2 separate regions of the Homo sapiens genome follow, and region 2 is linked to region 1. A link is a contact called in ENCODE Hi-C data. All regions are on one chromosome and are shown on one strand. Each heading gives the region's core, a stretch centred on a gene start or an enhancer-like site at or near the end of the contact. The rest is flanking DNA. Distances are from core to core; before and after follow the strand shown. Region 1 holds the start of SUSD6 (sushi domain containing 6). Region 2 overlaps RGS6 (regulator of G protein signaling 6).

Region 1 (4,331 bases), core at 592-3,091:
CTGACTTCGTGATCTGCCTGCCTTAGCCTCCCAAAGTGCTGGGATTACAGGCGTGAGCTACCGCGCCCGACTGAGGATTTTTGGGTAGTGATGGACAGATCTGCATAGGGTCTCACAAGGGATTTTATAAGGTGGCAGTTCTTGTATGAAGTTACTGAGCCTCTTAATGGCCAAACTGACTTCAGTGCACAGCCAGGGGCTCAGTTACTTTGGCAGTTGATCTGACCTGAACCATCCATGCCTGCTTTCTTCCCTTTCCTTTCTTTCTTTTTCTCCTTCCTCCATTCATCTTCTCCAATTCTTCCTCCATCCCTTTCCCTTGCTTCCTTCCCCCTTGTCCCCTCCCTGAGCCTTGGGTCTGCCTGGCATGTTCCTGCTGCCCACACTGATTTGGTTGTGCTCTGAGGCAGACCCAGGTAGTTCTGAATTGTGCTTTTCAATCTTCTAGTGGTCTGGGCAGTGTGGCCCCAAATGAGCAGGAAGGGAGGGGTGCCCATCTTCTCTAATGAGTCTGGACCCAAGAAGGCAAGGAAGAAAGAAGGCAGAACAAGGATAGACTTATGAAAAAGGCATTATAGCAACGAGCCACAGGTTGCTGTGGGGCCCAGAAGGGAAGGGTTCTTTTGGGGATGGGTCTGTGTGCATGGGGAGGAGCATCCTGTTTATTTGGTTCAAGCTACTTCACAAGGACATGCCCTGTTAATTCACAGTGCTTTTCCCGAAAGCCTACTAGAACTAGGCCTGGTGAGAGGCCCTGAGAAGGTGTATCCTTTTGTCCAAGAGCATCTGGGAGAAGAGGCCTGCCTGACCCAAGCTGCAGCAAAGACACAAGTCTGTAGGTCCAGATGTGGACTCTACCACTGATTTACAAGTAGGAGTTCCTTAACACTTATGGAGGACCTCTGAGACCGACACGGTGCAAGGCCCTGGGGTACAAAGATAAAAAGCCAGAGTCCTCCCCATCAAGGCGCCACGGGCCCTGTAAACACATAAACCGAGGACACACTGCATGAGAGATCACCAATAAACGATGTAGCCATACAGTGCACAAACTGCTCACTCAGTATGTGCTAGAAAATAGCCCCAGAAGGCAAGGCTCAAGAGGGGAAATACAGTTAGGAATGTGGCAGGCTTCTAGCCCGGGCTCTGCCAGTCCTGGCTCTGAACTGCGGTTTTCTCAACCTTGAGATCCCTTGTGTGCTTTTAGTATGCTGAAGGATCACTCACTTCAGAATGCTAGTGAAAATACAGATTCCCAAGTCCGACCCCACTGAATCACAATGGCTGGAGGTCATTCGGGGCCCCGAATCTGCATTTTCACCCCCACCCACCCCCCGGGCAGCTTTAATGTTGGCAGGCTAGGAACCACAGTTCGGATTACTGCTTAACAGGGAGATAATAACCTGCTTCAGACGAGCTAGGTCAGACGAGCAATTCAAGAGCTAACAAGGCAACATGCGCCAAAAGCCTTGTAAACCTCAGGGCAGTACAATTCTTTGCAAATAATAGTAATTCAATCATGCAAATAATAATAATAGTAAACGAACTGGAGAGCGCACTGGAAACGCCGCATAGTCCAGCTGAGTCGGTGCCACCGCCCCATCCACTCCAGCGCAGAGGGACTGTCTCTTTAAGGACCCCCCACCTCCCCAACCGCGTCGCTTCTCCCTTGGGTACCTGGCCCGGCCGGCGGCGCGTGCGTGCAGGGCCTCCCGGCGGGGCGGTCGCGGCGGCGCGACGCCGGCGCCGTTGCGTGCGCGCCTGGCCCTGCCCCTTTCCCGCCCCTTCCCCGCCCCCTCCCCTCCGCGGGGCCTCCCCCGCCCGCGCGGTACAGCTGGGTCAGTGACGCGGGCGCTGCAGCCGTCGCTACCGCCGCGTTCTATTCTCCGAAGCCGGCGACCGCCCCACCTCCTCCCTCCCTCCCGCCCGCTTCCTCTGCCCACAGCGCCGGCCAGAGCGAGCTAGACAAGGGCACGCGGGGCCTCGCCTAGACCCGAGAAGACTGCGGGCGCGCGCAAGCGGCGGCGTGGAAGCTGTGAGCGCCCCCATCCCGGAGGTCTCCGCCGGCTCCCGGGTGAGTTGTCACCGCGGCCCGGGGGCGGCGGGGCCGGCATTGTGCCATCGACGCGCTCGGCCGGCTGTCAGGGGCGCGGGACCAGCGCGCACCGCCCAGGAGTGACGCTGGCCGGAGCCCGGGCCGGCTTCGGCGGCTCCCCGCGCTTCTCTGCGCCGGCCCGCTGTCACCCGGCCGCGAGCCGCGCCGCTGGGAGCCCCGCGCTGGCGTGGCGCGGCCAGCCGGCCAGCAGTGGGGGCTGCGCGGCCGGGGGGACCGGCGGCTGGTTTGCGGCCGGGAACTTGGTGACCCGCGGTCCGGGGCGCGCCGTCCCGCGTCGCTGCCCGGGCAGCACCGGAAGAGCCAGACGCCGTGCCGATGGGTGCAGAGGAGGTAGGCAGAGGCCCTCTGTGCCACTGTCATTACTGCCCTCAGCCCAGCAAAGCTGCGGGGCTTGCGCTGGGGCAGGGCTGGCTTAGAGAAGGTGGATTTCCTGAGGAAATCTCAGAGCCCGCCTGTGCGCACCGCGGCATTCGGGAGCCCCCGCGCCTCGGCTGCTCTTTAATCTCAAAAACTTCTCTTATTAACCAGGCTAAACTCCCCGAAACCAGCTATTTTCTTTCAAAAAGTAGGCACGTACATACAGACTTTCCTTTTTTCGCTTGGTTTTGAGACCCCAGCTATGAGTGTGGATCTGACTCTCCCTCATGGGAGTCGTGGCTGGGGAGCTGCTGAAGTGGAGAAAAGTTACCCTGGACGAATTTAGGAGCAGGAGGGGGAGGTGGTTATGGGGACAGCAAGACCCAGGAGCAAAGAGGCGTCAAAATAAAGTCTTGGGCTGGTTAAAGGGAAGTTGGCGTCTGGGCAAGGAGGCCTAAAGCTGTTGTTCCCACAGAATTTTCTTTCAGTGGCAGGCGACATGCTGGGCTTTGTTGCTCTCGCTAACTGGGCTCCTGTGTGCTCTTCCAGAGGTGCAGTAAGATTACTCAGTTCAATTAGGCCTAGGGATTTACTCCCTTTTTTGATCTACAGAGATGGGAAGTATGTCTTTCCTTCACAGTAGTTAATTCATTTCTTGCTGTTTTCGTTCCTCTGGTGTAAAAACATACATAGGAGTTACGCACACACACCTTTTCTGTTTTGGGAATTCCACACCCAAACTGTCACCATCTAGTGGAGGCTAGTAGAGACATGTGCTTGGCACTGACTTCTGAGTTCTCTGGGTTTTGTGTTTTTAGCTAGAAGCATATTCAACCAGAAATTAAAATTTTCCTGGAGTTGGGGGAGGTATGTCTACATCTCAGGAAAGAAGGTATTTAAGCAGCAATAATATGGAAAGGTTCTTGAGGACTTACTGAGTACCAACCTTTGTGCTAAGGGCTTTACTTTTTTGAACTCATTTAATAACAGACTTTTGATGTAGATATTATTATCCCCATTCTTCTAGTTGAGACCCAAACCAAACAAGTTAAATAACTCGCCCATGTCACATAGGTATCTCATGGTGGAGCCCACAGTCTGAACTACTAGATTATACTGCTAGTTTCTGGTTTGTTTACCTTTTGATAAAATTGAACCTGGAGTCTTTCTAAAACCTTCTGAAAGCACTGCTGCTTCAGGCTGTTTCTCAGATCATGAGCATTCTAAACTCTTTCTCCTGGGTACACACTTACGGTATGTTTGCATAAGATTCATTTGTTCATTCTTTCATTCAGTACTCCCAAGTAGTTATGTGATACCGAATGTATGCCAGGCACTGTGCTAGGTATTGCAGGTACTGCATTGAATAAGTCAGAATCCAGCTCTCATGGACTCACAGCCTTTAAGTCCATTTGTTTTGGTTTATGTTGTTAGCTTTCATTGCTGGCCATTTGCTGCTGAAGGAACTTCTGCCCAGCGAGTTAAACAGAGGACAGTATTGGTATGAGTCCTGATAGATAGGACTTCCTGTCTGCAGAGTAATTTTTTGGATACTGTAGTAGAAATGGCATATGAAACAAATCCTCACTTACACCTAGATAGAGACAGGTGCCAGGGTGCTCAGTGTTTAAACCCTGAGAGCAAACCCACTGTCAAATGGGCAAGTTTGACTTCTTTCGCTGAAGCCTGCCTTCTGAAAGCCCAGAATTTGGTGAGATAGAAGAGAAAGAAGGGTAGAATGAGGTGTTACAGATACAGGCTGGCAGATAAAGAGACCTCAGCACTTTGTCTGTTTTCCTGGTCAGTCTCTGAGGTGTGGTGATTGAACTTGTGTTCTTTTTTATTTTTTATTTTTTTT
Region 2 (4,331 bases), core at 937-3,436, 2.9 Mb after region 1:
AGAAACCCCGTCTCTACTAAAAATACACAATTAGCTGGGCACAGTGGTGCATACCTGTAATCCCAGCTTCTTGGGAGGCTGAGGCAGGAGAATCGCTTGAACCCAGGAGGCAGAGGTTGCAGTGAGCAGAGATCGCGCCATTGTACTCCAGCCTGGGCAACAAGAGCGAGACTCCATCTCAAAAAAAAATTCCAAAGAGTGGAGATGTGTCCCCAAACATTCCTATTTCTTGTGATGACCAATTAGCTCTCTCTCATGTATGCATTAAAAAAAAATACACGCACACACACACACACACACACACTAGACATGGCGTATGTATATAAACTTCTTTAATCTACTTACATATTTTGTTCGTCACTGACTTAACAATATCCACTGTATTATATTTTAAAATGTTAGTCCTAAAATGTCCTCATTTCATCTTCAAGAGCCCCATAATTCTAACATTACAGAATTTCATGGAGTCACATCCACCTTATCTGAGCCCTTCTGCATTTTGATGATTTTGACTACACATTGCATGCCCTTCAGTGTTTCATTTCTTTCCCATTGCAAAGATTGTGTTTAGTCTTTCCGTAATACGAGGAACAGCTTTAAATGTAGCTATAGCTACGGACATGTGGAAAAACTTAGGCCAGAAAACTGTTTAACTTGAAAGGGAAACCCTGAAATGCTGCCATCCCAGTTTTGTACCAGATGGGAATCTGCTGACCAACGGAAATGTAGAGGGGATCTTTTGTGCATACTCTTTGGCAGTGGCTCTTGAACTTTCTTTATTCAGAATCATTTGGGGCATTTGATAAAAGTGCAGATTTCCAAACCCACCCACAAAGATTCTGATGCAGTAAGTCCAGGGGGCGAGGGGATACTCAGCAACGTGTCTTTTCCAAGCACACCCAGGTGATTCTTTGCAGGTGGTCTATGGACCATATTTGGAGAAACACTGAGATACAAGGAGGCTATTTTCAGCCCAATAAAAGATAGGATTTGGGTTATAGTGGTACCCCAAAGATGAGATGACATGCCTTAAGAGGCAGCATTCTCATCATTGAAGAAATAAAAGCAGAGACCAATCTCTTATTGTCATGAGGGGATTCACGAAATTGGATGAGTCATTGGACTAGCTGACCCCTAAGCCACCCTCCAATTCTGTGGGTGGATGATCCTCTGTGCTTGCTTCTTCTCCTAGTCCGTGTATGGCGTGACTGAAGAGTCCCAGGCACAGAGCCCGGTGCATGTACTCAGCCAACCAATCAGGAAAACAACAAAAGAGGACATCCGGAAACAGGTGAATGAATTGACAGCTTGCACTCTCAGGAGGAGACGTGGCCAGTTTAAAAACCCTTTCAAATGTTCAACTCTGAAGATTGAGCAAGCTTTGAGTTCCTGGAAACCACAGTGGAACCCAGCTGTGGGTGATTGAACCTTTTAAGTGCTGTGTGTGAACAAGCCACGGAAGCTTGAGAGAAAGAATTCTCTACCCAGTTCCTCCAGCAGTTACTAGAAAAGGGCGTAAATGAGTCATCCCATGCCTTGGGGTAACTGCTGTAATGGGGTTTCCCACAGTCCGCTGTGGGAGCTGGAGGAAGGAGGGGGCTCATGTCACACAGTCCTTATAATTGGAATGCACCAGCTCAGGATGGTCTACTTTATTGCTGTGATTTGAAAGGAAAGTTTAAGAATAAATAAAGCTCTACTCCCAATGCCATTTCAGCATTACTTGGTTGAATGTTATTTTCTTTCATGATGAGCAGCCCAGGTCAACAGACAATGGCTAATTATATTACTTCCTTCTGATATTTACTGGTAACAAAGCAACCTACTGTTTATATTATGCCTTGCTGGTTCCTAGAGGGCAAAACCCAAAGGAGTAAACTTTGAGGTGCTTGCCCTTGACAAGTTTATTATCTGATGGGTAAGAGGTAATGGATATATGAAAAAAAAAAGCTATTTGGCGGGGCTCGGGGCTCGGTGGCCCACACCTGTAATCCCAGCACTTTGTGAGGCTGAGGCAGGTGGATCATCTGAGGTAAGGAGTTTGAGACCAGGCTGACCAATATGATGAAACCCCATCTCTACTAAAAATAGAAAAAAGTTAGCCGGGCTTGGTGGCGTGTGACTATAATCCCAGCTACTCGGGAGGCTGAGACAGCAGAATCACTTGAATCTGAGAGGTGGAGGTTGCAGTGAGCTGAGATCATGCCGCTGCACTCCAGCCTAGGCAACAGAATGAGACTCTGTCTCAAAAAAAAAAAAGAAAAAAAGAAAAAAAAACCACACAGAAAAAAAGCTATTTGATGATTCCAGTCAAGCATGCCAAGGACATGGGTGTGACGTGCCTGTGAAAGGTGGGCAGAGGAGGGGTCACTGGGGATTGTTCAAAACAGGTATTTATGGGGCACATTTCACCTGTCCATGCTGTTGCTAAGCTACGTAGAAAATACATTGCCTTTAAATTTTGGAAAGCAAGACTTAAATCACACCACAGTATAGGAGGAGATGAGACAAAGGCTAAATTGCAGAATATGAATCTTGTATGATAGGGATGTCCAGAGGCACAAGTAATTTGCTGGAGGGCAGAGCTGAGGGAGTTGGAGATGTCTGGCCAGAGGAGGTATTTGGATCTTGGTGGAAATGCAGGATTTGGGTTTGTGGAGCGAGGGGAAAAAAATAATTTTAGTTTGGTCTTAACATCTGTGTTCTCTATTTTCCCAGATAACATTTTTGAACGCACAGATCGACAGACATTGTTTGAAAATGTCCAAAGTGGCTGAAAGGTATGTTTTCCTTTAATAATATTACTACTTTCTTCTAATTTAACAGGGAAGAAATGTTACAGGGTTATGGTTAACGAATGTGTTCAATGCCAAGAGTTAGACTGTAGTTATTCCTTAGACTGGGGTGCAGAAAAACCCACAGGCTCCATGTGAGTATAACTAAGATAACAGACCTCCCTTGAGTGATGTCAAGAAATGTTCCGTTGCTAAGGCTTTACAGGGGGTGGCCACGGGACCTTGTCAATCAAGGAAGAATGTCCTTTAAAGCTACATAATGCACCTTTGCCTTCAGCCTCTGGATTAATTCAAATGGAAATTGCTCCCCTTTCAGCTATAAAATGCCCAGATTCACTTTATAGGGGAAAAGAAATTATGTGTGTCCTTTGAGGTGCTGGCTGCATAGACAGGAGGGGACTGGATCATCGGGAAGTGTTCCGCCTCCACACGCCATCAACCACTGAACTGCATCGAATCAGCTGTAAAGAAAATATTTGGCCCCTCCAGCCTGGCTTCCACAGCGGTGTGTGTGCTTCATTCTGCACCAGTAGCTAGTTCCACTCCGTTAACTCATGGGAGACTCAATTTTATCAACTAAATGGTCTGTTTTTTTAACTCTTCCGTGAAGATGGGAGACCACATGGGGAATCTATATGGAATAAATCTAACCAGGCAGCTCAGTAGTGAACATTTATTCATCCATATGCTACCGTTAAAGCAATGACCAATTGCTTAAGGAATCAAGAGCTTAAGTTGGGTCTTGGTATTTATTGGATGTCAGATAAACTGAGTCTTTTAAGCCCAGCTCCTACAGGGGGCTGGCTGTGAGAGCCATCTATAAGCCTGTAAGCCTTTCTCTGCTGGCTCCTGGGTTGATTCACATCTTTTTTCTAGATAAATTACAACAAATGGAAGGTATAAAAACTCCAACCCCAAACAAAGAGTCTGATTGAATACCCTACCTTCAGGGGCTAAGGACATCCCTGGACTTGGGCTCACGTCTTTATTCCAGGGTTTCTCGATTGTGGCACTAGTGACATTCTGAGCCAGATAATTCCTTGTTGTGTTCTTAATGTCCTATGAATTATAGGATAGTTAGCAGCATTCCTGACCTCTCCCCATTAGAGGCCAGTAGTCCCCCACCACCACAGCTGTGAGAACCAAAAATGTCTCCAGACATTGCCAAATGTCCCCTGGGTGGGGTGAAAGTCACTCCCATTGAGAATGACTGACACTCCTGCTTTTTCTATGCAAATGTGCTGGAAAGTTGCCCTGGCTGGAGCTCAGCTTACACTGAGGTACTGATCACTCTGGAGTCGCTGTTTCAGCTAGCTGTGTAGGCTGCAGAATCACCTCATACCTCCTCTCTCATCATGTGTGGCTTCTGGCCAGAGTACCAGGCTCTGAAAATGCTTTTTAGGTCTCACTGTGGTTCCTTTGCCCCAGAAAGGTGGCTGTGAGTGAAACAGCAGCATGGCCTCAACTCTCTTGGTGTCATCCATGGCCTGTGAGGAACCACGAGCTTCTTTCTCTGTGAACTAGGGACAGAAATGG

Evidence for each region. Hi-C counts contacts between places; a loop is a spot of excess contacts on that map. Pooled maps may share reads with other maps.
Region 2: a map with no recorded cell type shows a loop between it and region 1 (23-fold over the local background). The contact joins the enhancer-like site here to the promoter of SUSD6 in region 1. A Hi-C loop is called at or near these places in 3 of 37 single-sample maps with no recorded cell type and 7 of 50 pooled maps.

Annotation. Positions count from the first base shown.
Region 1 is chr14:69,609,755-69,614,085 of GRCh38, forward strand. It overlaps SUSD6 (sushi domain containing 6), which reads left to right and starts at 1,842. Exons shown (of 6, transcript NM_014734.4): 1 at 1,842-2,074. RefSeq lists a silencer at 1,591-2,360.
Region 2 is chr14:72,475,550-72,479,880 of GRCh38, forward strand. It overlaps RGS6 (regulator of G protein signaling 6), which reads left to right. Exons shown (of 18, transcript NM_001204424.2): 11 at 1,193-1,291; 12 at 2,719-2,780. Among named protein-coding and RNA genes, the nearest start is that of MIR7843, 39 kb to the right of the region's middle. RefSeq lists an enhancer at 1,249-1,458. Within about 2 kb of position 2,187, at least 2 of the 41 ENCODE cell types and tissues checked have a DNase peak (open chromatin) inside an H3K27ac peak, as active enhancers do.